Regions from separate parts of the Homo sapiens genome. Here region 2 is linked to region 1. The links are chromatin loops, found by intact Hi-C in ENCODE. Cell type or tissue: heart right ventricle. All regions are shown on one strand. Each heading gives the region's core, and the rest is flanking DNA. Links, peaks and the distances in the headings are about the cores only.

Region 1 (3,855 bases), core at 546-3,045:
TCTTCTTCTTTACACAGATATCTTGTTCTCTTTTGACCAGAGACAAAAGAAGAAAAGTCTTGGAAACATCCTTCACAGTTTGGGGATGAATGAAGGCAGAGAAGTATTCATCAGTCTTATGTTCCTGGCAATGAAAGTCAAAGGAAGTCAAAATTGTGGCTTCTAGAAAAGAGAGGAGCTGACATAGCCCCAGCTCCACCTCCCTTGTCTCAAAGCATAAGAGCATAACTGATTATTCTCAACCTCATCCATACATAAAAAAGCGTGCTAAACATTTACTTTTGTATGACTTTAGCAACAATCAAAATAACTTCATAATTTTGCATTTCCTTTTTATTATATATAACATCATATTTTACTATGTGTTTCCATATACCTAACCCTTAGATCCTCCTAAGCCCTCTGAATGGGAAGCAAAATAGGTATCGTTACTTTTCAAATGAAGAAGCCAGAGCTCAGTGCATAGCAGGGACTTGTCTAAAGTGATGTGGGTAGGAAGTGGTGAATCCAAAAGCTGAAGTTCTGGTCTTCTAACTCATAATCCGGTGTTATTTTCCTTTCTATCTTTTTTTTTCTTTTTTTAAGATCAGATGTTCATAGTAACTGAGCAGTCTCTCAGTGCACATGGAGTGGTTTTAAAAGTCAACATTAATGTTCAATTCTGCTGCACGGTGTTGAGTATTCTGGAAAGATCTCAAGAAGAGCCTGATCCCATGCCAGCAGAGGCTCTGTTATGCATCCTGCTTTTCCTTTTAAGGCATTTTAAATTAAAGGAAGCCTTAGACACCACCATTTCTTTCTGTCCCACTGACAACCAAATCCTTTCAACGAAAGCACCAATTTGGTTTAGCTACAGATTATTTTTATCTGTTCTTGAAAGTCACATAAACGTGACCTGAACAAATACGCTCCCCTGCATGTTCTTCCTGAATTTCAAAGTTTTTCAGTAATTAAGCATTTTTCCTAGAGTGTTGCAAACCAAATAGAGTTCTGTGCCAAAGCAAGGAACGCATTAATGAAAACGAAGAATAAAAGGAAGCCAAATCCAAGTTGCAAAAAATGCTCTGCCTTATTTTGCTGAAATGAGATGCAAATATATATATATAATATATATATATATATATGCAAGCTGAGGACTAGAGTAAATATAATATGTTGATGTGAATTTTCATACTAAAATTTTTCAAGAAAATAAATATCCCATCTCAAGATATGTTTTTTTAAAAAGAATCACACAATCACATGAATTAAATGTGTGTCTTGGTAAATTTAGGGATGTTAATAATTCATTCCGATAATAGTATTAAACCAGAAAACTTTACAGAGTGAAAAAGTAATAATCTAGCAAAGAATCCTATCATTGGATTTCACCCAAAAAGGCATCAAATCCTCTAGATTCCATCAAATTTCTTTAAAAGGAAAAACACTTTTTCTTTTCAGGATGTCTTAGAAGTTTTCATTAAATCAAAAATGTGCACAGCTTATACAGTGGTTCTCCAGAAAACTTCAACCACTTGGAACACATGTTTGTGTTTAGGGGAAGACAGAGGGAAAAGAGAGGAAAGGTTGGGAAGAAAGAGATCATAATGGCTTCAACAAAATTTACAACCAGTGATTGTATGATATTGTGGCGGCGGCAGCTCCTCACACAAAACAGATGGTACAATACAGAGCTGTGTCTTAAAATGCCAAGCAACTAAAGATTCACTGATTCCATCTACTTCTGAAGCCTTTCCTAACAATCTATGCCCCAGAGTCGACTTCAGAATATTTTTACGTTTTAATTATCCCCTTATTTGAATTACTATAGCAATTATAGCTTCATACAGGCTCATTATACATTTAAACATTAATTTTATGTTTTAAAACTCAATACTCTTAGGTCAAAAGCTCACTAGTGAGATAGTGGAGTGGAACGTTAGTTTCCTATGTAACAAATGACCACTGTAACAAATTCCCATAAACTTAGTGCCTTAAAACAACTCATATTTATTCTCTTGCATTTCTGGAGGTAAGAAATCTAAAACGAGTTTCCTTGGGACAAAATCAAGACCTCAGCGAGGCCCTGCTCCCTCTGGAGGCTATAGAGGAGAATCTGTTTCCTTCCTTGCCTTTTCCAGCTTCTAGAGCTGCTTGCCTCCCTGGGCTAGGGCTTCCCTTCCATCTACAAGGGAGGAGCAGGGCATCTCCAATTCTCTCTCTGCTCCATCTTCACATCGCCTTTTCCTCTCTATCTGCAGCAAATCTTCCTCTGCTCCCTCTTATAAGGACTCTCACGATTACATTTAAGACCCACATGGACAATGCAGAATAATCTCTCACCTCAAGACCCGTAACTTAATCACATCTGCATCATTCCTTTTGCCATGTCAGGTAACATTCACAACTTCCAGGGATTAGGACAGGGACGTCTTTGGAGTGGACTATCACACCCTCCACAGCAGCAGAGGTTAACCTCTTAATGTCAATCATTTAGAACTACAGTCATCCTTCAGTATACCTGAGGGATTGGTTCCAAGACCCTTCCCCATACCAAAATCCACAGATGCTCATGTCCCTGATATGTAATAGTGTAGCATTTCCATATAACCTATGCATATCCTCCCATGTACTTTAAATTATCTCTAGATTACTTACAATCCCTAATACAATATAAATGCTAAGTAAATAGTTGTTATACTGTATTGCTTAGGAAATAACAAGAAAAAGTCTGTACATGTTCAGTACAGATAGAACCACCCTTTTATTCCCAAATATATTTGATCCACAGGTGGCTGAATCCATAGACTTGGAACCCATGGATATGGAGAGTCAACTGTTACTTTTAAATCACCTTGCAAATGAAAATATGCTTGCTAAGGTTCCTTCAAAAAGATCATTCTTAAAAAGAGTTTTGGTTAGTGTAGATTCCACTCAAACTTAATCCTCAGCTCCATGCATCATTAACCTTATGGATAAAAAATTGTGGGGTGGGATCCTGCAATTCTCTCGTTCTGTCAACAGAGAATACTAAAAAGTTTAAAGCCATGTTCCTCAAAATGTTTTTCTCCTACACTTAAATCGTATTTTCATAACAGCATTTAATATACTAAACTACATCATAGCCTAGCCTAGCCTATTCTAAGCATGCTCAAAACATTCCCATGAGCCTACAGTTGCAAAAATCATTTGGCAACTCAGTCCACTGTAGAGTATTGGACATTTACCCTTGTGATCAAGTGGCTGACGGAGCTGTGACTGATGGCCACTGCCCAGCATGGTAAGAGAGTGTCCACCATATATCACTAGGCTGAGAGAAGATCAAAATTCAAAATTTAAAGTACAGCTCCTACTGAATGTATATCATGTTAGCACCATCATGAAGTCAAAAACTGTAAGTCCAACCATCTGAAGGCAGGGACCATCTCTAGTTCGTCATGCAACGGAAACTTAAAAATGCCTTTAAAAGTTAACATAGGGCAGCTTAATTTGACGTTAAGAAATTTTCATTGAGAACCTTGAAATAAGTGTGAAAAATGCATGTGTAATATGGTTATGGCAATAGGGGAGTTGGCAAAGAACTTGGGAGAACGTGCAATGTTCCCAATTAATTTTAGACCCCATAAGAATGACACAAACAGAAGAGCTTGCAGCTGCTAACAAATGACAGATATGTTCTGTCACACCCCGGCCAGTCCAAAGGGTAATGCAGCTAACCTGATAGTCCCCGGGAATAGCAGCTGTCAGGAAGGTGCTGCTACATGTCAGATCCAGCTCCTTAAGAGCAACTGATAAGAAAAAGATGAAGAAGAAAACAGCTTAATGTCAGTGTAAAATCTGAAATTCACTTAATCATGGGATTTTAATTTGTTAACC
Region 2 (3,855 bases), core at 572-3,071, 130 kb before region 1:
AGTAAGCATGGTGCCAAGCACTCACACCCATGCCTGGCACCCAACAGCCACCCAGAGCCATATCAATGATAAGTCCACTGTCACAGAGCAGCAAGCCATCATGGAGATGGGTTGGAGCACTGCCCTGTCATTATCTCCAAGAATGAGTGCAAATCAACTAGGGACTAAGAGCACATTCTTTTCTTACACATAGTTTTTCAACGTGCACATCTAAGCCAACATAGATTCCCCTTCTGCTACCGATGAAGGGCATCATCCAGACCTGCTTGTGACCGCAACTGTCCTTTATTTACAATATGCCCTCCACTCTGATCTTAACAGACTTGATGTTAGAAGCCCTAACATCTTTGCCACCTGAATGAAAGGAAGAGAAAAATAACCCAAGTGTCTGAAATGCTCTTTCCTTGGGATTTGGAAAGCGACAATTAGAGAAGAGGGGAAATGACACATATAGAGAATGAGCAGCTAAAATGGAACACGTAGTTCAAGGGTGATGAGCTGAAATGACATGTTTGTCATGTTAGGAAAGAACATTTAATGAGAACAGGTAATTTTTTGAGGTTTATAATTTTCAGACTACAACATAGTACCTTTTTTCTTAAACTAAAGGTACTGTAAACTGTCATTACAGTAAGGTGACAGGAAAGGGCATTCATAGTCTTCATGCAGAGACGTGGGCTTTTTTAAGCAACTTACCATGGAAGGCTAACTCCTTGAAGAGGCTTTTACTCTAAATAGACTCAGCTCTAAATAGCAGGTCCCTCCTTCCCGGACTCAGCAGGTCCATATTCCACTGAATCATGGAGCTCTTGCCTCTCAGTGGTGTAGGAGGAACACATTCATACCAGGGCTTTTAGTGCTCACGCTCAGCACTATTGATATTTTAGTCATATAATCCCGTGTTCTGGGCTATTCTATGAAATTAGCAGCATCCCCGGCCTGTACCTACTAGAGCTAGTAACACCCCCTCCCACCACCAACTTTGCACCAACCAAAATTGTCTCTAGACAATGTCAAATTGCCCCTGGTTGAGAACCTCTGCTATAGATAGATAGATAGATAGATAGATAGATAGATAGATAGATACATAGATAGATAGATAGATAGATAGATAGATAGATAGATAGATAGATACATAGATAGATAGATAGATAGATAGATAGATAGATAGATAGATATAGATAGATAGATATAGATAGATAGATAGATAGATAGATAGATAGATAGATAGACAGACAGACAGACAGACAGACAGACAGATGCATACATACATCTGCATATGCATACATACATAGATAACTTCCCTCTTTGGAAGTTAAACAAGCTGCCATGACTTGAAAGATTATTCAAAATATGCTTATATAAAACACCAAACTAAATTTGTGTTGAGTCATTCAGGCAAAATTTCAAGATATATGAAATTCCTGTTAATTATAACTATGTGCTACATTTGGGAAATACATTATGAAGGAATTTTCAAAGGATCAAAGTTCTATCATCATTCAACCAACTCTAGAAAAATAAAAATATATTACGTGAGTTAATATGAAACAAATGAATTTGCCAATATGAAGATTTATTCTAGAAAGCCAATTTGGGAGACAACATATAAGCATTTTTGGTGCGTCTACTTCAAAACCCCTGAAACCCCTAAACTTCCTTTTATTTTCCAGATGTAGGAGGATATCTCTATAAGCTCGATCTAAATAAGTACAACTCTGTATAGAAGTGTTTGTGCAATAAATAACATTTCTCATTCACTCCCACGCTACAACTGAAACTGAATAGGCTTTGGGGACAGAAAATAACTGCTCCTTTTAGGAAAAAAAATTGCTGTCAGATAAAAAAGAAATCAAAGGAATAAAAGCTTCCATGAGGCATTTTGCTTAGGGAACAGTGTCTAACCAGTTATTAGTAAAAACAGATCCAACATAAGCTTAATGTACTTTTCAGAGGAGGCTGGGTTTCTTCTGAGCTATAGGCCTATCATAAAGATGGATATAGCCTAATCTGTTGGTATAGTCCAGAGAGTCCACAAACCCCTCCTGCGCCCATCCCCTACTTGATGGCATTAGAGACTTGCTTTGGCAAAAGGACAAAGGAGTCAGGTGAGTGAGCTGACCTAGTGAGGTGGCCTCAGAGATGTCTCAGGAAGTCCTGTCCCATGCATGCCACAGCAGGACAATCCTTAGTACCAAAAGGCTGAAGCGATTGCTGCATGTGTGTCTCTTAATTAGGAACAGTTACAGATTGTCATAATGTAAAAAAACAAAACATCCAGGATTTGCAGGAGAAGGAGTTGGAAAGCGCTTTTTTTTTTTTTTTTTTTTGAGACAGAGTCCAGTCTAGTTCTGTTGCCCAAGCTGGAGTGCAACGGCATGATCTCGGCTCACTGCAACCTCTGCCTCCCGGGTTCAAGCAATTCTCCTGCCTCAGCCTCTTGAGTAGCTGGGATTACAGGCACACACCACCACACCTGGCTAATTTTTGTTTTTTTAGTAGAGACAGGGTTTCACCATGTTGGTCAGGCTAGTCTTGAACTCATGACCTCGTGATCTGCCCACCTCAGCCTCCCAAAGTGCTGGGATTACAGGCATGAGCCATCACGCCCAGCTGGAACGTGCTTTTCAAATGTTTGTTTTTGCATTTGTTCTTTCCATTTCTTAGCCCTGTTTTAAGGGATCAGATGAACTGCTCACACAGAAACTAGAGTCGCCTTCCAGACTGAATGCAGAAATACTAAAGAATCATTCCAGCAAACAAACCAACCCCGAAGCCATGCCCTACACACCCTGACAGAGCCAAAGATGGGGTCCAGTGCATGATTGTCAGCTGCTGCCCAGTAAATAGTTCTGCGTATTGAAAAACTCAGTATTCAGCTTCTGCCTTTCAAAAAAAAATCATGCTTTTAGAGGAATAGCTGAGAATGAGCTCCTTCTTAATCTGTCTCCACTACTCACACTGCAAGACCTTCCCTGTGGTCCCTCTCACCTTGCCAGGGTCCTCAGAGGCAGCCTTGCACACTCAGTAGTCACATCTGCACCCTTGCTGATGTCATGAGCCCCTCATCTGTCTAGTCCTCCCACTGCTCCTGGTGCAGACTGTCTTCCGTGGTCACACCATGGTGGCTGACACCAGCCACAGCGGCAGCTCCTTTCCAGAAACCCAGATGGGACATTAGAGTGCCTGCCACACCACTGCTTCCACGTGAAAGGTTGCCTTGGAGAGACCCAGACCTTTTGTTTCTAAGTCTTGATTAAGTTTTGCTTCTCTCTTTTATTGTAAACAATCTACACATAGTCCCAATGCCAAGTGTATGTGCTCCAACATGCTGAATTGGCTGCCTGAATGAACCTGAGAAAACAGAGCTAGTGTCCTATGGACCATTTATAATCCACCCATCCCCTGCCACTGAGTGAGCCCATTGTGAGGTGGCTTAGGCCCTTGGTACATCTGAGACAAGAAATGAGTCAAGGACTCCCAGAATTTGGAAGGTGAACGAGGAAAGATAAATCATCTAGTCTCTCTTCCCTCTTTGTAGCTGAGAAGGCTATGGGCTCAGAGAGATTAAACAGTGCATGTGAGATCAAAGGTGCAGTGACAGGCCACATCAGGATGGGTCCTGCTACCTTCTGGCTGCTTATATTCTACAGCCCAAGCTCTCTGCTCAGGCTTCTAAAACCACATACTTATGGCCACAAGGTCACATGACCTGAATCACCCCCAGACCAGGAGCATAGCCTTGTCTCTAGTGAATATAATCAGGGATGAACCTAAGGCATGAAAACGGGCAGTGTCTTCGGGGTATCCTTAATCTGTATTAAACCAGCCATAATGAAGGATTTCTTCGGTGGA

The links. Peaks named below come from ENCODE experiments on the same cell type or tissue, not always from the same donor. Only the 100,000 strongest peaks of a DNase experiment are listed, where the experiment ranks them.
Region 2: a loop joins it to region 1, with 1.9 times the contacts of the local background. A loop is called at or near these places in 5 of 110 quality-filtered maps.

The regions. Positions count from the first base shown.
Region 1 is chr5:9,511,963-9,515,817 of GRCh38, forward strand. All of the region lies in intron 1 of SEMA5A (semaphorin 5A), which reads right to left. It overlaps SEMA5A-AS1 (SEMA5A antisense RNA 1), which reads left to right. Exons shown (of 3, transcript NR_109935.1): 2 at 18-103. Among named protein-coding and RNA genes, the nearest start is that of SEMA5A-AS1, 2.6 kb to the left of the region's middle. In heart right ventricle, for the core only: a CTCF peak has its summit at 2,079 (motif pointing left); no DNase peak of the experiment used is centred there; H3K27ac peaks cover 2,393 bases.
Region 2 is chr5:9,383,485-9,387,339 of GRCh38, forward strand. All of the region lies in intron 2 of SEMA5A (semaphorin 5A), which reads right to left. Among named protein-coding and RNA genes, the nearest start is that of SEMA5A-AS1, 130 kb to the right of the region's middle. In heart right ventricle, for the core only: no CTCF peak of the experiment used is centred there; no DNase peak of the experiment used is centred there.